Regions from separate parts of the Homo sapiens genome. Here region 1 is linked to region 2. A link is an interaction called in ENCODE POLR2A ChIA-PET data of the cell type or tissue named here. Cell type or tissue: PC-3. All regions are shown on one strand. Each heading gives the region's core, and the rest is flanking DNA. Links, peaks and the distances in the headings are about the cores only.

Region 1 (8,326 bases), core at 220-8,219, 490 kb after region 2:
TCTGTGTGCCGTGGGACTTTGCTGTTATTCTCACCAAAAGCAGAACCCTTGCCTCTTGACTTTGGGCTGTTTGGGCTGTGGGACCAGCTTTGCTCAACAGGTAACCAGTTCCAAGCATCCCTCAAGAAGCCTCCCATGTCTCCACTTGGCTTATCTCTGTCATCATCATGAGGGAAGCTTCCTCCCAAGAATGATTATTCCTTTGGCCGAGGCCTCAGAATGAATACATGCCAGCCAGGCACAGTGGCTCACGCCTGTAATCCCAGCACTTTTGGAGGCCAAGGTGGGCGGATCGCCTGAGGTCAGGAGTGTCAGACCAGCCTGGCCAACATGGAGAAACCCCATCTCTACAAAAAAAAAAAAAAAAAAAAAGTCGGGCGTGGTGGCAGGTGCCTGTAATCCCAGCTACTCAGGAGGCTGAGGCGGGAGAACCACTTGAATCCAGGAGGCAGAGGTTGCAGTCAGCCGAGATCACACCACCGCACTCCAGCCTGGGCAGCAGAGTGAGACTATGTCTGAAAAAAAAAAAAAGAATGAATACATGCAGAATTGATCTAAACCCAACCTGCAGAGAGAGGCCAAAGCATGCATCAAAGCTGTCCAGCTGGTCCCCACCCACATCAGCCAAGTCCTCAGACATGTGGGCAAAAATAAATGATTGCTACTTTTGGAATAGCCATCACAATAGCCCATATGCTGGGCTGTCAAGCAAGTCTCAACAAATTTTGTAGAACTGAGATCCTACAAAGTATGAGCACAGTGGAATTAAACTAGAAGTCAACAACAAAAAAGATAACTAGAAATTTACAATTGTTTGGAAATTTAACCACACATCCCTAAATAACTCCTAAGTCAGAGAAAAAAAAAATCACAGTGGAAATAAGAAAATATTTTGAACTGAATGCTAATGAACATACCTGAAAAAATGCTGTGGGATGCAGCTAAAGCAGTGCTGAGAGGAAAAGGCATAGCTTTGAATGCCTGTATGAAAAACGAAAAAAAGCTTAAGGTATTGTTATTTCAAGATACTGAGTTTTGGGGTCTCTTTTCTTGTGCAGCAATAGCTGACTGCTATGATAAGTAGCATTTATACTGCATTCATTATGTGGCAGACCCAAGTAAACAGAACCACACAGGTTATGTGAATGGCCAGTAAGGAGTAAAGTCAGAATTCAAATCCAGATTGGCTCTGGCATTAGGCTCTCAGCACTGTGCTATACTTCTCCTAGAGGAGAAACCTAACAATCACGACATTGTGATAAATGCTATTAATTCATAGAAGTGGGTGGACCTAACTCGGAGGATTGGAAAACACTTCCAGAAAGAAGTGATGCTTGACCTGACAGTTAAGAGAAAGTGAAGGCTGTTGAAAAGGTTATGCAGAGGCCCATGGGCATGAACGACATAGCCCATAGTTCAGTGTGGCTGGCCCATACAGTGAGCATGACTTGTGTCAAAAAATGAGAATGAAGATGTAGTCCAGATCTGATTCAAGCCTGTCTAAAGAGGGAGATGATCTGATTAGATTTGCACCTCAGGAAGATCCATCTGTAGTATGTGGAGGATTGGAAGAGAGATATGATGCAAAAATTCCAGTTAAGAGGCCATGAAAGGGCCGGGCACTGTGGCTCACACCTATAATACTAGCACTTTCGAGGGTTGAGGCAGGCAGACCACTTGAGGTCAGGAGTTTGAGACAAGCCTGGCCAACATGGTGAAACCCCAACTCTACTAAAAATACAGAAAAAACTAGCCGGGCGTGGTGGCGGGTGCCTGTAATCCCAGCACTTTGGGAGGCCAAGGCGGGTGGATCACGAGGTCAGGAGATTGAGACCATCCTGGCTAACACGGTGAAACCCCGTCGCTACTAAAAATACAAAAAAAAATAGCCGGGCATGATGGCGGGCGCCTGTAGTCCCAGCTACTCGGAAGGGTGAGGCAGGAGAATGGTGTGAACCCGGGAGGCAGAGCTTGCAGTGAGCTGAGATCACGCCAGTGCACTCCAGCCTGGGCAACAGAGCGAGACTCCGTCTCAAAAAAAAAAAAATACAAAAATTATCTGGGTGTGGTGGTGCACACTTGTAGTCCCAGCTACTTGGGAGGCTGAGGCAGGAGAATTGCTTGAACCTGAGAGGCAGAGGTTGCAGTGAGGTGAGATCGTGCCACTGCACTCCAGCCTGGGCAACAAAGTGAGACCTTGTCTCAAAAAAAAAAAAAAAAAAAAAAAGAGGCCATGAAAGCATTGATAAAGACTCTCTTTTTCTTTCTTTCTTTTTTTTTGGGAAACAAGGTCTCACTCTGTCACCCAGGCTAGAGTGCAGCAGTGATCACAGCGCTCACTGTAACCTCGACCACCAGAGCTGAAGCGATCCTCTTGGCTCAGCCTCTTGAGTAGCTGGGACCACAGGCATGCACTACTATGCCCGCCTAATTTTTTTATTTTTATTTTTATTTTTGGTAGAGATGGGGGTCTCTCTATTTTTCCCAGGCTGGTCTTGAACTCCTAGGGCTCAAGCAAGCTTCACACTAGCCTCCCCAAGTGCTAGGACTGCAGGCATGAGCCACCCATGACTCCTCTTTTCAACTAGGCATCATTCTTGGATCCTGTCCTTAGCCTGCTTCTGTCAGTCTTGGCAAAGAATCCTGCTAAATTATACCCCAATCCTTAATATTTTATCACCCTGGCCAGCCTTCAGCAAGAATCCTTAAGTTAGCATCTTAATCCATTTGGGCTACTCTAACAAAATAACATAGATTGAGTGGCTTAAAAGCAACAGAAATTCATTTCCCACAATTCTAGTGGCTGGGAAGTCCAAGAGCAAGGCACCAGCGCATTCAGTGCCTGCTGAGAATCTGCTTCTTGGTTCATAGATGACCATTTTTTCATTGTGCCCCCACATGGTGGAAGGGTTGAGGGACCTCTCTGGGATCTGTTTGATAGAGGCATTAATCCCATTCCTGAGGGCTCCAGTCCCATAACTTTATCACCTCCCAAAGGCCCTGCCTCCAACACCATCACATTGAGGATTAGGTTTCAATACATGAATTTGGGCCTGGCACAGTAGCTCACGCCTGTAATCTCAGCATTTTGGGAGGCCACGGCAGGTGGATCACCTGAGGTCAAGAGTCCAAGACCAGCCTGGCCAACATGGCAAAAACCTGTCTCTACTAAAACTACAAAAATTAGCTAGGCGTGGTGACATGGGCCTGTAATTCCAGCTACTTGGGAGGCTGAGGCAGGAGAATCACTTGAACCCGGAAAGCGGAAGTTGCAGTAAGCTGAGAATCATGCCACTGCACTCCAGCCTGGGCAACAGGGCGAGACTCCATAAAATTAAAAAAAAAAAAACCAAAAACATGAATTTGAAGGAGACACAAACATTGTCTACAACAATGGTTTGGCAAGAATCCCCCTATCTGCCGAGTGCAGTGGCTCATGCCTGTAATCCCAACACTTTAGGAGGGAAAAGCAGGAAGATTGCTGGAGGCCAGGAGTTCAAGAGCAGCCTGGGCAACATAGTAAGACCCTGTCTCTATTAAAAATAAAAAAGAATCCCCCTATGCTTGATGTTTCCTCTTAGTCATTTTTCACCCACTAAACCCTTCACTCTGCTCATCGGCTGTAAATGCCAATCTGTCTTTGCTGTTTTGGAAACTGAGCTCATTTCTCTGCTGAAGTCTCTTTTCCCCTATTACAATAGTACCGAATAAAACTGTCTTTACCACTTTTAACCGGTGTCCAGCTCTGTCTCTTCGACAGCATCCAGATGAGTCACAAAGACCTGAACTAAAGCATTAGCAGTTAGGATCCATCAAGCATTTCTTTAGGATTTATTGTTTTAAGTCCTCAGATTTTGTCTAAGGCAATGGGAATGTAGCAAGCAGTAAACACAACAGGCAAAAATCCCTGCCCTGGGCCGGGTGAGGTGGCTAACGCCTGTAGAAGTGGCAGAAGTTCCATGCACCCAGACTGCCTCCCACCTCAAGTATCAGCCACAGCAACTCATTTTTCTGCCTCGGAGCTTTTTTGCAGCTATTGAAGGCTGTCTGCGTGCAGATGCTGCCAGAAGTTAGGAAGAGATAAAGCCCCGAGGAGGTAACGCTCAACCAGTGCAGAGTCAATAAATGAATGTGTCACTCCCCACCCTCATCCGCTTGGGGGACTATTCTGACTTTTTTTCTGCACCATTTACTTGCAGGAGTAGCTCAATAATGCACTCTTCATTGGCTTTTCCTCCTAACCTGTCTGCCTCTTCCAATATCCCTGTTACTGCTTCCTGAAACCATTTTCCAAATAAACTATCAGAAAAGCAAAATGAAGACGCAATCGAAGAGAACACTTGGGGCTGGGCGCAGTGGCTCACGCCTGTAATCCCAGCACTTTGGGAGGCCGAGGCAGGCAGATCACAAGGTCAGGAGTTCAAGACCAGCCTGGCCAACATGGTGAAATCCCATCTCTACTAAAAATACAAAAATTAGCCAGGCATGGTGGTGCACGCTTGTAATCCTAGCTACTCAGGAGGCTGAGGCAGGAGAATTGCTTGAACCCAGGAGGCGGAGGTTGCAGTGAGCCAAGATCACACCACTGCACTCCAGCCTGGGGGACAGGGCGAAACTCCATCTCAGAAAAAGGAAAAAAAAAAAAAGAGAACACTTGGAAAGACCAGGAGTGGACATGATGTCAAATAAAAGCAGACAGCCCAAGAATAACAGAGTGAAACAGAGGCGGAGGAAAAAAAGAATTGAGACTTAGGGGAAAGCCATTTCCCATCGTTAACTACTTTCAGGGCAAAAGGAGAAGTAATTGGAGAAGTGATTGGTTTAGTGATTTTTCTAAAAATAGTTTCTGTGTTAATTAAAATTTACAGAGAAAGCAAATCAATGTGTTCCCCTTTATCTCTGCCTAATTTCTGTCCTCCCAACTCATGAGTGGGGCTATTGAAGACATTAAAGAGAACAAAGTTGCTAAGGACATGAAAACCCATGGGAAAACATCCTTACATGAGTGAATGCCTAGAGAGCCAGCCAGTCCCACCTGTATCCATTCTAAGGCAAAGACTAAACATACAATTTATCCTCTAAAAAAATCCAGGTGGGATCAGGTGTGGTGGCTCACGCCTGTAATCCCAACACTTTGGGAGACCAAGGTGGGGAGGATTACTTGAGGCCAGGAGTTCAAGGCCAGCCTGGGCAGCATAGCAAGACCTCATCTCTACAAAAAATAAAAATAATTAGCCGGACATGGTGGTACACACCTGAAGTCCCGGCTGTTCGGGAGGCTGAGGCAGAAGAATTGCTTGAACCCGGGAGGTGGAGGTTGCAGTGAGCCGAGATTGTGCCACTGCACTTCCAGCCTGGGCAACAGAGCAAAACTCTGTCTCAAAAATAAATAAATAAAAGGCTCCTCTTGAGGCAACGCCTAAAACCTAGATGTAATGACGGAGCTCTTGTGCCCTCCCGTGGGCATCATGCCTCAGATCGGGAGAGCAGCTCTAAGCGCTCTCTGGGGAGAAGCTTGTCAGACACAAGCATGCATCTGTCAATGGAATTCCAGGCACCGAGGCCAACATTAGCATGCAAGCGAAATGCTGAAGGATGTTATGCTAAATGCAAAAGCCAGGCACAGAAAGACCAATTCCACATGCTCTCACTCCTCTATGAGATCTAAAAAAGTTGAACTCAAAGATGCAGAGAGAAGAATGATGATTACCAGGGGCTGAATGGGGAGTGGTGGGAAGTGGAGAGATTTTTGTCTAAGAGTGTAAGTTGCAGTTAGACAGGAGGAATACTTTTTTTCTTTCTGCAAGTTATGGTGTACATGAGAAATGTTTTACATGTATATAATGCATAGTGATTAAATCAGGGTATTTAGGGTATCCATCACCTAAGTCTCTCACTGTCATGCAGGCTGGAGTGCAGTGGTGCGATCTGGGCTCACTGCAACCTCCGCCTCCCAGGTTCAAGCAATTCTAATGCCTCAGCCTCCCAAGTAGCTGGGACTACAAGCACGTGCCACCACACCTGGCTAATTTTTGTATTTTTACTCGTGACAGGTATTTTTAGTAGCGACAGGGTTTCACCATGTTGGCCGGGCTGGTTTCCAACTCCTGACCTCAAGTGATCCGCCCCTCCGGCCTCCCAAAGTGCTGGGGTTACAGGCGTGAGCCACCGTGTCTGGCTGAGAAGGAATACTTTTTTTATTTGTGCAAATTATGGTGTACTGAGACATTTTTTATGTGTATATAATGCATAGTGATTAAATCAGGGTATTTAGGGTATCCAGGGTATCTGTCACCTAAGTACAATACATTTTTTTAAGTATAGTCATTCTACTCTGCTATCAAACATGGAATATGGCCGGGCACCGTGGATCGTGCCTGTAACCATAGCAGGCAAGGATTACTTTGCCTTTCACCTTTGGGAAGCCAAAGCATAAAAATTACTTGAGTCCAGGAGTTCGAGACCAGCCTAGACAACACAGCCGACAACCTTTTTTATTTTTTTGAGACGGAGTCTCACTCTGTCGCCCAGGCTGGAGTGCGGTGGCACTATCTCAGCTCACTGCAGCCTCCGCCTCCCAAGTTCAAGCAATTCCCCAGCCTCAGCCTCCTGAGTAGTTGAGATTACAGGCATGTACCACCACACCCAGCTAATTTTTGTATTTTTGGTACAGATAGGGTTTCACCATGTTGGCCAGGCTGGTCTCGAACTCCTGACCTCAGGTGATCCACCCGCCTCGGCCTCCCAAAGTGCTAGGATTACAGACGTGAGCCACCACGCCCAGCCTTCTTTTTTCCCTCTTCTATCAAATGAAACTACCTTAAGTGCAAGGGCAAGTGATTCCATCCTGGTAGCCTTACCATCTGGTCTAATGCCTGACACAAAATAAATGACCATCCATGAACAAATCGATGAGCGATTCAATTAATTGTTTACCCAGCTCAGGCCTAAATGGGAAGAGGAGGAAAGCAAAGTAGAATAATATGAGGGCACAGCAAAGGATGCCCCTACAAAACCATGCGTAGAACACCTCCCCAGAAACCCCCATACTATAGGGGTTCTGGCTATGGCCTTCAACACAAGTTTACCAACAACAGGTTTCCTTTGGGGATAATGAAAATATTCTGAAACTAAATAGAGGTGGTTAGCCGCCTGTGATCTCAGCTACTTGGGAGGCCAAGGCGGGAGGATCACTGGAGCCCAAGAATTTGAGATCAGCCTAGGCACCATAGTGAGAACTTGTCTCATTTTGTGTGTGTGTGTGTGGTTTTTTGTTTTTAAATGTTGTGGCGGTTGCATAACATTGCAAATGTACTGCCACTGAACTGTTCTTTTTAAACTTTTTCTTTTTTTTTGAGATGGAGTTTTGCTCTTCTTGCCCAGTCCTGCCTCAGCCTCCCAAGTAGCTGGGATTACAGGCACCCGCCACTACGCCCAGCTAATTTTTTGTATTTTTAGTAGAGACAGGGTTTCACCATATTGGCCAGGCTGGTCTCGAACTCCTGACCTCAGGTGATCCGCCCACCTCAGCCTCCCACAGTGCTGAGATTACAGGCGTGAGCCACCGCGCCCAACCTAAAACTTAATTTTATGTTTTGTGAATTTCAGTTCAACTTTGTTTGTTTATTGAGACAGAGTCTCTCTCTGTCACCCAGGCTGGAGTGCAGTAGCATGATCTCGGCTCACAACAGCCTCAAACTCCTGGGCCCAAGCCATCCTCCCACCTCAGCCTCCCGAGCAGCCAGGATTACAGGCACGCACCTCCACTCCCAGCTAATATTTTGTATTTTTTTGTAGAGACGAGGTCTCACTGTGTTTTCCAGGCTGGTATCGAACTCCTAGTCTCAGGTGATCCTACCGCCTTGGCCTCCCAAAGTGTTGAAATTACAGAAAACAGCCACCCTGCCTGGCTCAATTTAAAAAAGAAAAAAACTGATATACAAATTTGAAAAGTTTTGCTAAAAAGGAAAAACAAAGGCTCCCTCTGGCTGCAGTGTGGAGAATAGACTGCCCCATGAGGCGAAGTGGATTGTGATGGTCATGAGGAAGCTGGAGGGTGTACCTCAGTTCTCGAACTTCAGTTATTATACTTTCCTTAGTTCTATGACTTATGAAATATTTCTCAGCCGGGCGTGGTGGCTCAAGCCTGTAATCCCAGCACTTTGGGAGGCCGAGGCAGGTGGATCATGAGGTCAGGAGTTCGAGACTATCCTGGCCAACATGGTGAAACCCCATCTCTACTAAAAATACAAAAATTAGCTGGGCATGGTGGCACACACCTATAGTCCCAGCTACTCGGGAGGCTGAGGCAGGGGAATCGCTTGAA
Region 2 (8,326 bases), core at 24-8,023:
GGGTCTCCCGTGAGCCGCGCCCGCCCCTACCCAGGGAGTCCCAGGAAGAACTCTGAAAGCTGTGGCGGCTGAGGTGTCTCTTACTTAGGTTACCTGTCCCAGTACTCAGTTTCTCTTGGTGGCCCGCAGGGAGGGCACAAAAGGCTCTCTTGTACTTCTGGTCCCCTGCCCTCTCCTTTTTTCCCCCACCTGCTTGACCTGAGAGCTGGCATTTCCAGGGTTTGCCTCAACCCTTGCCCCACCCCCGCCCTGCCCCAGAGTTCTTCTGGATGGCCCCGTTTCAGTCTGACCCCAAAGAAAAAGAGCACAAGCTGGATTTGAGCAGTGCATGCAACAGCCAAGGCTGAGGGGGCCAGGACCACAGCCGCTGGTGGGGGGTGCCACTGGCTCCCCACACCCAATCCCTGGCTTGGCCCAGACCAGGACAGAGCAGATGGGCACAGACCACATCATTCCTCTGAGAAGCAGCAGGCAGGCAGCCCCCCACTGACGGGGCAGGCCCCTCGCAGGCATGCAGCGAGGCTGTGACACAGAACAGCACAGACAGGGGCGCATGCAGACGGAATCTCGAGACTCATTCATAGCTCCGTGGGAAGTGTATCTCAGGGGCATGTCCAGATCTTGGCTCTCTGTGCAATGGCAGGGGGAAGGGGTGAGGGGCACTCCCTTCCAGCCCAGGGAAGAAAAGATTCCCCATGTCCCAGGCAGGGGCTCTGTCCACCATGCTTGGTGGCATGGGAGAGGATGCTGGGCTGGTGTGCACCAGCCCAGGCTGAAGTGGCACAGAGAAGGGGGGTGAGGGCAACTTGGGTGGGGATTCAGACACAAGTGGGCAGGAAACACAGAGTTGAAGATGGGGAGGGGTATGGTAAATCCAGAGCAGGACACTGGAGGGGACACTGGGGGTAGGGTGGGGAAGGAGGTGGGAAATAGAGAAACACACATAGACTGGGCCACTGTGCACAGTTGTGCAGGTTGTACACCGCACAAAGGGCTCCCATCTTGGAAATGATAGATTTATGTACTTATTTATTAATTAAAATATTTTTTCTTTTTGTAGAGATGGGGTCTCGCTATGTTGCCCAGGCTAGTCTCGAACTGGGCTCAAGTGATCCTCCCGTCTCAGCCTCCCAAAGCACTAGGATTACAGGCATGAGCCACCACGCCCAGCCCCCGATTTGTATATTAAATATAACAGCTTCCCAGGTGATAGAAAAAAAGTGTCTTGTTCTCACCACATTGGTAGATTGCAACAATTTTCCAACAGGCATGTTCTGTGGAAAGGGTGCCTTTTTCAAATTTGCACAAAGTTGTCTTATGGACCCATGGTGGTCCTGCACAAAGACCAGGAGAGGAAGGGCTCGCCCTCCCTCTCTTGCACATGCGCACACATTCATCTAAGCAGAGACTGAGAGAAGCGACTTGAGGAAAACCGGGGGGGGGGGGGGGGGCGGCAGGGAGGGGCACAGAGCGACAGGTGCCAGGAGAGGCTCATTGTCTGAGATGCTGGTGGGACAACCTTGTCCCCGGCTTTGATTGAGAAGGAGGGGAGACATATAGGTTAGGTGAGGAGGGGTGCACAGAGGAAGGAAAGGAATGAGGTGGCAACACGGGGCAGGTACAAATAGCATTGATGGATAGGGACGCAGGGAAGATCAAGGTGGATGGGAGAATAGGATGATGGGGTAATACTTTTTGGGTGGGGAGAATCTTTAAAGGTCATCCCTGAACTTCTTGTGGATGAATGGAGGGAACAGAGCATCTGTCCTTGGGCACCAAGGGAGATTCCAGGACAGGGATCTGGAGGGGTGGCCCGGGCCAGCCGCTTGGCGGCAGGACGCTCGCTCTCTCAGCCAGCATGCACCACCCCCCGTCGGCCATGGTGCCTGCCCGCCCCAGGCCCCGCCAAGGCAGCGTGCATGGCCTGCATCAGTGTGCCACCGTCCAGGGGTCCAGCTGCGGCCGCCTGCCCACTCTGGAACAATGGAGAGGCATGTTGGGGTGTCTTGGGGGGATTAGGGACGGGGGCTGGGGACGAAACTCCAGGGGAAGGAAGGGAGGGGAAGAGAGGTTCTTGGTGCTCCTTGGAAGGTCTCGAATCCCCAAGGCCCTAGGTCAGAGATCAGCTTCAGGTGTGCGTGGCAGGGGCGGGGACCCGGGACCTCGCCTGCTTTCGGGGGCTAAAGCCCCTCTCTGCAAGGCGCCTGCCCCAGCCTGGGCATGGGGGCCGCTCTGGGTGGGCAGAAGTGGGAAGCATGGGTTTTGACTCCCTGAAGAAGCGTGTTTGTTTCCAATTTGGTACCTGGGAGACCAGGTGCAAGGGGACCTGGGCGCTCCCCTCCCCCTCCCCCCGGCATGTCGGCCATAATGGAGTCTCAAAACACGAAGACACTCATCAGAAAGGACGGACACAGTGTGCTGCTTAGAATCAAGGGATGGTCATGATCAGTTGACTCGAGAAAAGAAAAAAAAGAATCAAAAACAAAAAAGAAGAGAAACGTTGGAAAAAGAGAGTCGGCCGGGTGTTTCTGGTCAGCACTAAAAAAAAAGAAGAAGAAGAAGAAAAAAAAACCCAGTGCCTGGACGTCGGTGGTCGGCAAGGGTAGTCTACCTTGTAAGCCACTCTGGCCGGACACTTCTTCCCCAGACCCAGGGGCGGAGACATGTGTCTCAGCATCTGATACATGTCCAGGTAAGGCATGCGGCCCCTGGCAGCACCGAAAATGAAAAAAACAAAAACAAAAACAAAAAAACAAAACGGGAATGGGAACAGAGAACCAAAGGAAGAGAGGTGGGGAGAAACAGAAGAAAGAAAAAAGAAATCCACACGAGCCGAAAAAATAGAGAGAGAAAGATGCAGAGAATGATAAAATAGATATTTCAAATCAATGGAAAAGAGGAGGAAAAAAAATGGAAGAAAAGGTCAGTAAAAAAAGATTACTTCACTGCTCGGGAGCAGGGAGAGAGAGAGAAAAGAGAAAAGTCAGATTCAGCGTGGGCTCTGAGCTACAGTTCTGGAGGGATGCGGAGGGGAGGGAGAATTCTCACTTTGGAAGACGTAGAGCCATGCTTTTGTTCATTGCCTTTTTTTTTTTTTTTTTTTTTTTTTAAAGAGACAGGGTCTCTCTCTGTCGCCTGGGTTGGAGTGCAGTGGTGTGATCATAGCTCACTGCAGCCTCCACCTCCTGGGCTCAAGCAATCCTTCTGCCTCAGCCTCCCAAGTAGCTGGGACTACAGGCATGCGCCACAATGCCTGGCTAATTTTTTATAGAGAAGGGGGTTCTTGCTATGTTGCCCAGGCTGGTCTCAAACTCCTGGGCTCAAGCGATCCTCCTGCTTTGGCCTCCCAAAGTGCTGGGATTACAGGCATGAGCCACTGCGCCCGGCCATCACTGTTATTTCTACAGTTGGGTCACGTTCTCTGGTTTGGCTGAGGCTGGTCTCTGAGGGGGCCTAGGTGGGGAGCAGGGGCCAGTGCCAGGGAGGGGAGGAGGGCTAGGGGCTTTGGGAGGTGAGGGGTGGAGGGGGAGAGAGTGGAGGTGATGGTTGGGGGAGAAATGCAAAGTTACAATCCCCCAGGGGATGTATCTGATTTGGGGTGCCGTGGAGACCCCAGGATGGGCAGCTTCAGCTAAGAGCAAGCAAAGATGGCTGAAGGCTGAAGGGAAGGAGGAAATATGTTCCATGCTTTATCGAGTCTACATGACTGCATTCTGTTGGCTAAGAGAGTTTTCTAGTTTAATGCAAGAAAGAGAGATGGCTCTGTTTTTTTAGAGAGAGAGAGAGATATATATATATATATATATGAAATATATATATTGAAGAACCCCAAGCCACACTCATTCCATGGATGCTAGCAGGTTTTAGTGGAAGTCAAACCTTGCAAGCAACCCTATGAGGACATTTCTTGCCTAAGCCGAGAGGGGGAGATATTACTCGTAATAAACTGTACATATCCTTATAATGAATCCGACCGCTGAAAGGAGAAGAAAGGGGGTTAGTGCAGGCAATGGGTTCACACGGGCTCCCTGGGCACACAGCGAGGTCATGATGCCCGAGGCTGGGGTGTCCCTGGCTTGAAGGAGTGGGAGAGACTGGGGACAAGTGAAGGTCCCCAGTACATTCCCAGACACTGGGGAGACCCAGGGGTGTAGGATGTCAGTCGAGTTCGGGACTGCAGGGCACCTCCCCTGGGGCTCTCTCTGCATCTGCCTCCTCCACAGTCTACATGGGCTACAGGGGTGGGGGGGGGCTTGTGGAATAGAGGCCTTGGGGACAGCATCCAATTGCTGTGACCTAAAATCAAAAGAGGAAGAGTTAGGAACCAGCCAAAGCCCAGCCCCAGACCCACGGCTCTCCCCAGCCTCTCGGTCTCATGGAGTACTTGTTTGAGGCTATGGGAATAGCCAAGACCACCTCCTGCCCACCTTCCTCGTGACGGCCTCCTCTCTGGTGCTGAGGCCAGAGGAAGATGGGGCTTAGGCTGCTGAGGGCCCCCCAGTAATGCTTCTTCAGGCCCCAAGACCAGCCTGAACTAAATCCTCAGTTAGTGGCTGGTGGGTTCCAGGTATTCAGATAAAGCCTCTGAGTGTCCTTCAAGGCTTGGTGTTGGGTGGGCACTCAATACACGTGCACAAGGTGGAACCCACCCTCTGAAACCATTGCCCGTCAGTGGAGAGGGACCCCTCTGGTGTCTACCCAGATGGGAGCGCCCACTCCCTTTGTGGCCACAAAGATGCATGGGCCCCTGAGGCTCTGCGTCCTCCCCTGGCCTGTATGTCCTCTCACTCCCAGGTTCACGGGTCCCAGTGGGAGCTGAGTTCTGCTACTCTGATGTTGCTGCCAATCCTGTCTGCCAAGGGTAGGCCAGCCCTCCTCCCCACACTCTCAAGAGAACTGAGGCTGGGATGCTGTTGGTTTTCTCCCTGGAGCCTGGCTAATGCATCCTCACCATCTGGAGACTTCACAGTGAGAGACAGGAGAGACTCGTAGGAGGAGAGGGCTCTTCAGGACATCTCATGGTTGACGCCCTCCCTCATTTCCCAGAAAGTCCAGGGTTTGGGCAGGGTTGGCACCCTACGTGTTTAATCTGGGGTATGCAAGGGTGATGATTCTTATATCTTCTCTCCTGACTGAACCTGTGAGACCCCTGCTAGGACCCCAGGAGTTCAGTGCTCCAGAGTCTGGGGCCTGACCTAGCCCGTGTTCCAGTTCCAGGGAGAGGTGAGTATTGTGGCTGGAGGATTCGGGGTGACTTCTTACCAAGCTGCGGGGTCATACTCGGCCCAGACACGCACGTACTCATCCAGGTGGTGGGGGCCCAGGATGGAGGAGTCTCGGGTGAGGTACTCAAAGTTGTCCATGATGACGGCGACAAAGAGATTCAGCATCTGTGGGGACCCCGGGGACCAAGAGAGAATGGGGGCAGAGACCGAGGGAATGAATGAGTGAGTGAGAAGGATACAGACAGACAGACGGACAGACAGACCCAAAGACATGTACACAGAGGCCCAGATGGAGAGAGGGATAGAGAGAAGATGGGGAAAGGAAATGAGACAGAGACAGAAAGAGACTGGGGAATGGAGAGGTGATGCTCACTCACACAAGGAGGTCCAGTGAGAGAGAGATCAAGTGGAGAGATGGGGAAGAGGAAGAGAGAAACAGAGAGAGATGGAGAGAGAGAGATACAAAGAGACAAAGACTGGCCGGGCACGGTGGATCACGCCTGTAATCCCAGCACTTTGGGAGGCCGAGGTGGACAGATCACTTGAGGTCAGGAGTTTGAGACCAGCCTGGTCAACATGGTGAAACACTGTCTCTACTAAAAATACAAAAATTAGCTGGGTGTGGTGGCATGTGCACCTGTAATCCCAGCTACTTGGGAGGTTGAAGCTGAAGAATCGGTTGAACCTGGGAGGTGGAGGCTGCAGTGAGCTGAGGTCTCGCCACTGCACTTTAGCCTGGGCAACAGAGTGAGACTCCATTTCAAAGAAAAAAAAAAAAGAGAGAGAGAGACAAAGACCAAGAATGATGGAAAGAAACAGAGTCAGTGAGAGGGAGGGGAGGCTTCTGAAACAGGGACCAACACCAAGAGAACCACTGTGACCCCAAATCCTCCCACATCTGCCCCCAACAAGGCCAAAGTGAGGTATTTCTTCCCTCGCAATGTTTTTTTTTTTTTTGTTTGTTTTTGTTTGTTTTTGAGACAGGATCTCATTCTGTCGCCCTGGCTGGGGTGCAGTGGTGTGATCATGGCTCACTGCAGCCTCGACCTCCAAGGCTCAAGTGATCCTCCCACCTCAGCCTCCTGAGTAGCTGGGACTGCAGGTGCACAGCACCACGTGTGCAGCTAATTCAATTTTTTTTTTTTTTTTTAAAGAGATGGGTTTCACACCATGCTGTCCAGGCTGGTCTTGTATTCCTGGGCTCAAGTGACCCTCCCACCTCAGCCTCCCGAAGTGTTGGGATTACAGGCATCGGCCACTACGCCCAGCTGAAATATTTCATTGAGTCTCAAATGGGGGAATTCTGGCCCCCACTCCCAACCCCACCCCCACCCCCTGGGGGCACCTGGCAATGTCCGGAGACATTTTTGGTTGTCACAACAGGAGGAACGGGTGGCGTGTGCTGCCAGCATCTGGTGGGGGGAGGACAGGGATGCTGCCATACACTGCAGTGCACATGATGGCCCCACCCCAAAGAATCAGCCACCCCCAAATGTCAACAGTGCTGAGTTTGAGACGCTCAGGGTCACCTGATCCCAGGCTGGTTCAGAGAAGCCTTGGAGGGAACAAGCCTTCGACACAGCCACATTCCACAGAAACCCACTCCCCTGAAAGGAAGCCAGGCTTAGGGAGCCCAGACGGCCCTCACAGTGTCCACAGACTCACCAGAAACGAGCAGAGGAAGATGAAGGAAACAAAGTAAAAATAAGCAAATTCATTGCCACACTCTCGAGTCAGGATGCCAGAGTTCTTATCACACGGTTTCCCGCTGAGGCAGGAAAGCATGATGTTGTGCCAAGCTTCCCCGGTGGCACTCCTGAGGACAGGGAGAAATCAGAGACTCGGACACCCAGCCCTGACTGGGTACCAACGCCTCCCCAGGAGGTGGAGCACACACGTTGAGCACTTGGGCTCTGGAGCTGGCCAGGCAAGCCCCAGGTGGACCACCTCCTTTTACTGGGAGCTGAGAGAAGGGAATTCACATTCTTGGCTGTGCACTGAAGTCCACAGAGAGCTTTGAAAAAATACCAATGCCCGTGCCCCACCCCAGCAGACTTGGATTCAGTTGGTCTAGGGTGGGATTTGAGGACACTGATATGTTTTTTTCTTTTCTTTTCCTTCTCTCTCTCTTTCTTTTCCTTTCTTTTCTCTCTCTCTCTCTTTTTTTTTTTTGACAGGGTCTTGCTCTGTTACCCAGGTTGGAGTGTAGTGGCACAATCACTGCTCACTGCAGCCTCAACTTCCCAGGCTCAGGTGATCCTCCCGCCTCGGCCTCCTGAGTAGCTGGGGACTACAGGCACACGCCACCACTCCTGGCTAATTTTTAAACTATTTTTTTTTGTAGAGATGGGGTTTCACTGCATTGCTCAGGCTGGTCACTGTTATGCTTTAAAAGCTCCCCTCTTGGCTGGGCGCGGTGGCTCACACCTGTAATCCCAGCACTTTGGGAGGCTGAGGTGGGTGGATCACGAGGTCAGGAGATTGAGACCATCCTGGCTAACATGGTGAAACCCTATCTCTACTAAAAATACCAAAAATTTGCTCGGTGTGGTGGCGCTCACCTGTAGTCTCAGCTACTTGGGAGGCTGAGGCAGGAAAATCGCTTGAACCCAGGAGGCGGAGGTTGCAGTGAGCTGAGATCGCGCCACTGCACTCCAGCCTGGGTGACAAAGAGGGAGATTCTGTCTCAAAAAAAAGCAAAAAAAAAAAAAAGCTCCCTTCAGGCCGGGTGCAGTGGCTCATGCCTGTAATCCCAGCACTTTGGGTGGCTGAGGCGGGTGGATCACCTGAGGTCAGGAGTTTGAGAACGGCCTGACCAACATGGCAAAACCCCGTCTCTACTAAAAATACAAAAATTAGCTGGGCGTGGTGACGGGCACCTATAATCTCAGCTACTCGGGAGGCTGAGGCAGGAGAACTGCTTGAACCTGGGAGGCAGAAGTTGCGCCGAGCCGAGATCGCACCACTGCACTCCAGCCTGGGCAACAAGACCGAAACTCTGTCTCAGATTAAAAAAAAAAAAAAGCTCCCCTCCATGAAGGTGACAGTCATCTCATACTATATTCTCCCTAGATCACTCTGTTCTAGGTATGCTGGGCTCC

What was found. ChIA-PET counts read pairs that join two places held together with the same protein. Peaks named below come from ENCODE experiments on the same cell type or tissue, not always from the same donor. Only the 100,000 strongest peaks of a DNase experiment are listed, where the experiment ranks them.
Region 1: POLR2A ChIA-PET joins it to region 2 with 10 read pairs; 2 of 35 experiments call an interaction of 5 or more read pairs at or near these places.

What each region holds. Positions count from the first base shown.
Region 1 is chr19:13,713,453-13,721,778 of GRCh38, forward strand. LOC105372284 (a long non-coding RNA gene) reads right to left here. Exons shown (of 7, transcript XR_001754028.1): 2 at 3,724-3,787; 3 at 918-981. Among named protein-coding and RNA genes, the nearest start is that of YJU2B, 30 kb to the right of the region's middle. In PC-3, for the core only: CTCF peaks have their summits at 4,147, 5,465 (motif pointing left) and 7,981; DNase peaks (open chromatin) are centred at 4,089, 5,459 and 7,999; H3K4me3 peaks cover 797 bases; H3K27ac peaks cover 1,441 bases.
Region 2 is chr19:13,224,820-13,233,145 of GRCh38, forward strand. It overlaps CACNA1A (calcium voltage-gated channel subunit alpha1 A), which reads right to left. Exons shown (of 47, transcript NM_001127222.2): 35 at 6,891-7,041; 36 at 5,263-5,390; 37 at 2,612-2,708. Among named protein-coding and RNA genes, the nearest start is that of IER2, 79 kb to the left of the region's middle. RefSeq lists enhancers at 1-483, 484-983, 1,506-2,007, 6,205-6,705, 6,706-7,206. In PC-3, for the core only: a CTCF peak has its summit at 3,972; no DNase peak of the experiment used is centred there; H3K4me3 peaks cover 323 bases; H3K27me3 peaks cover 691 bases.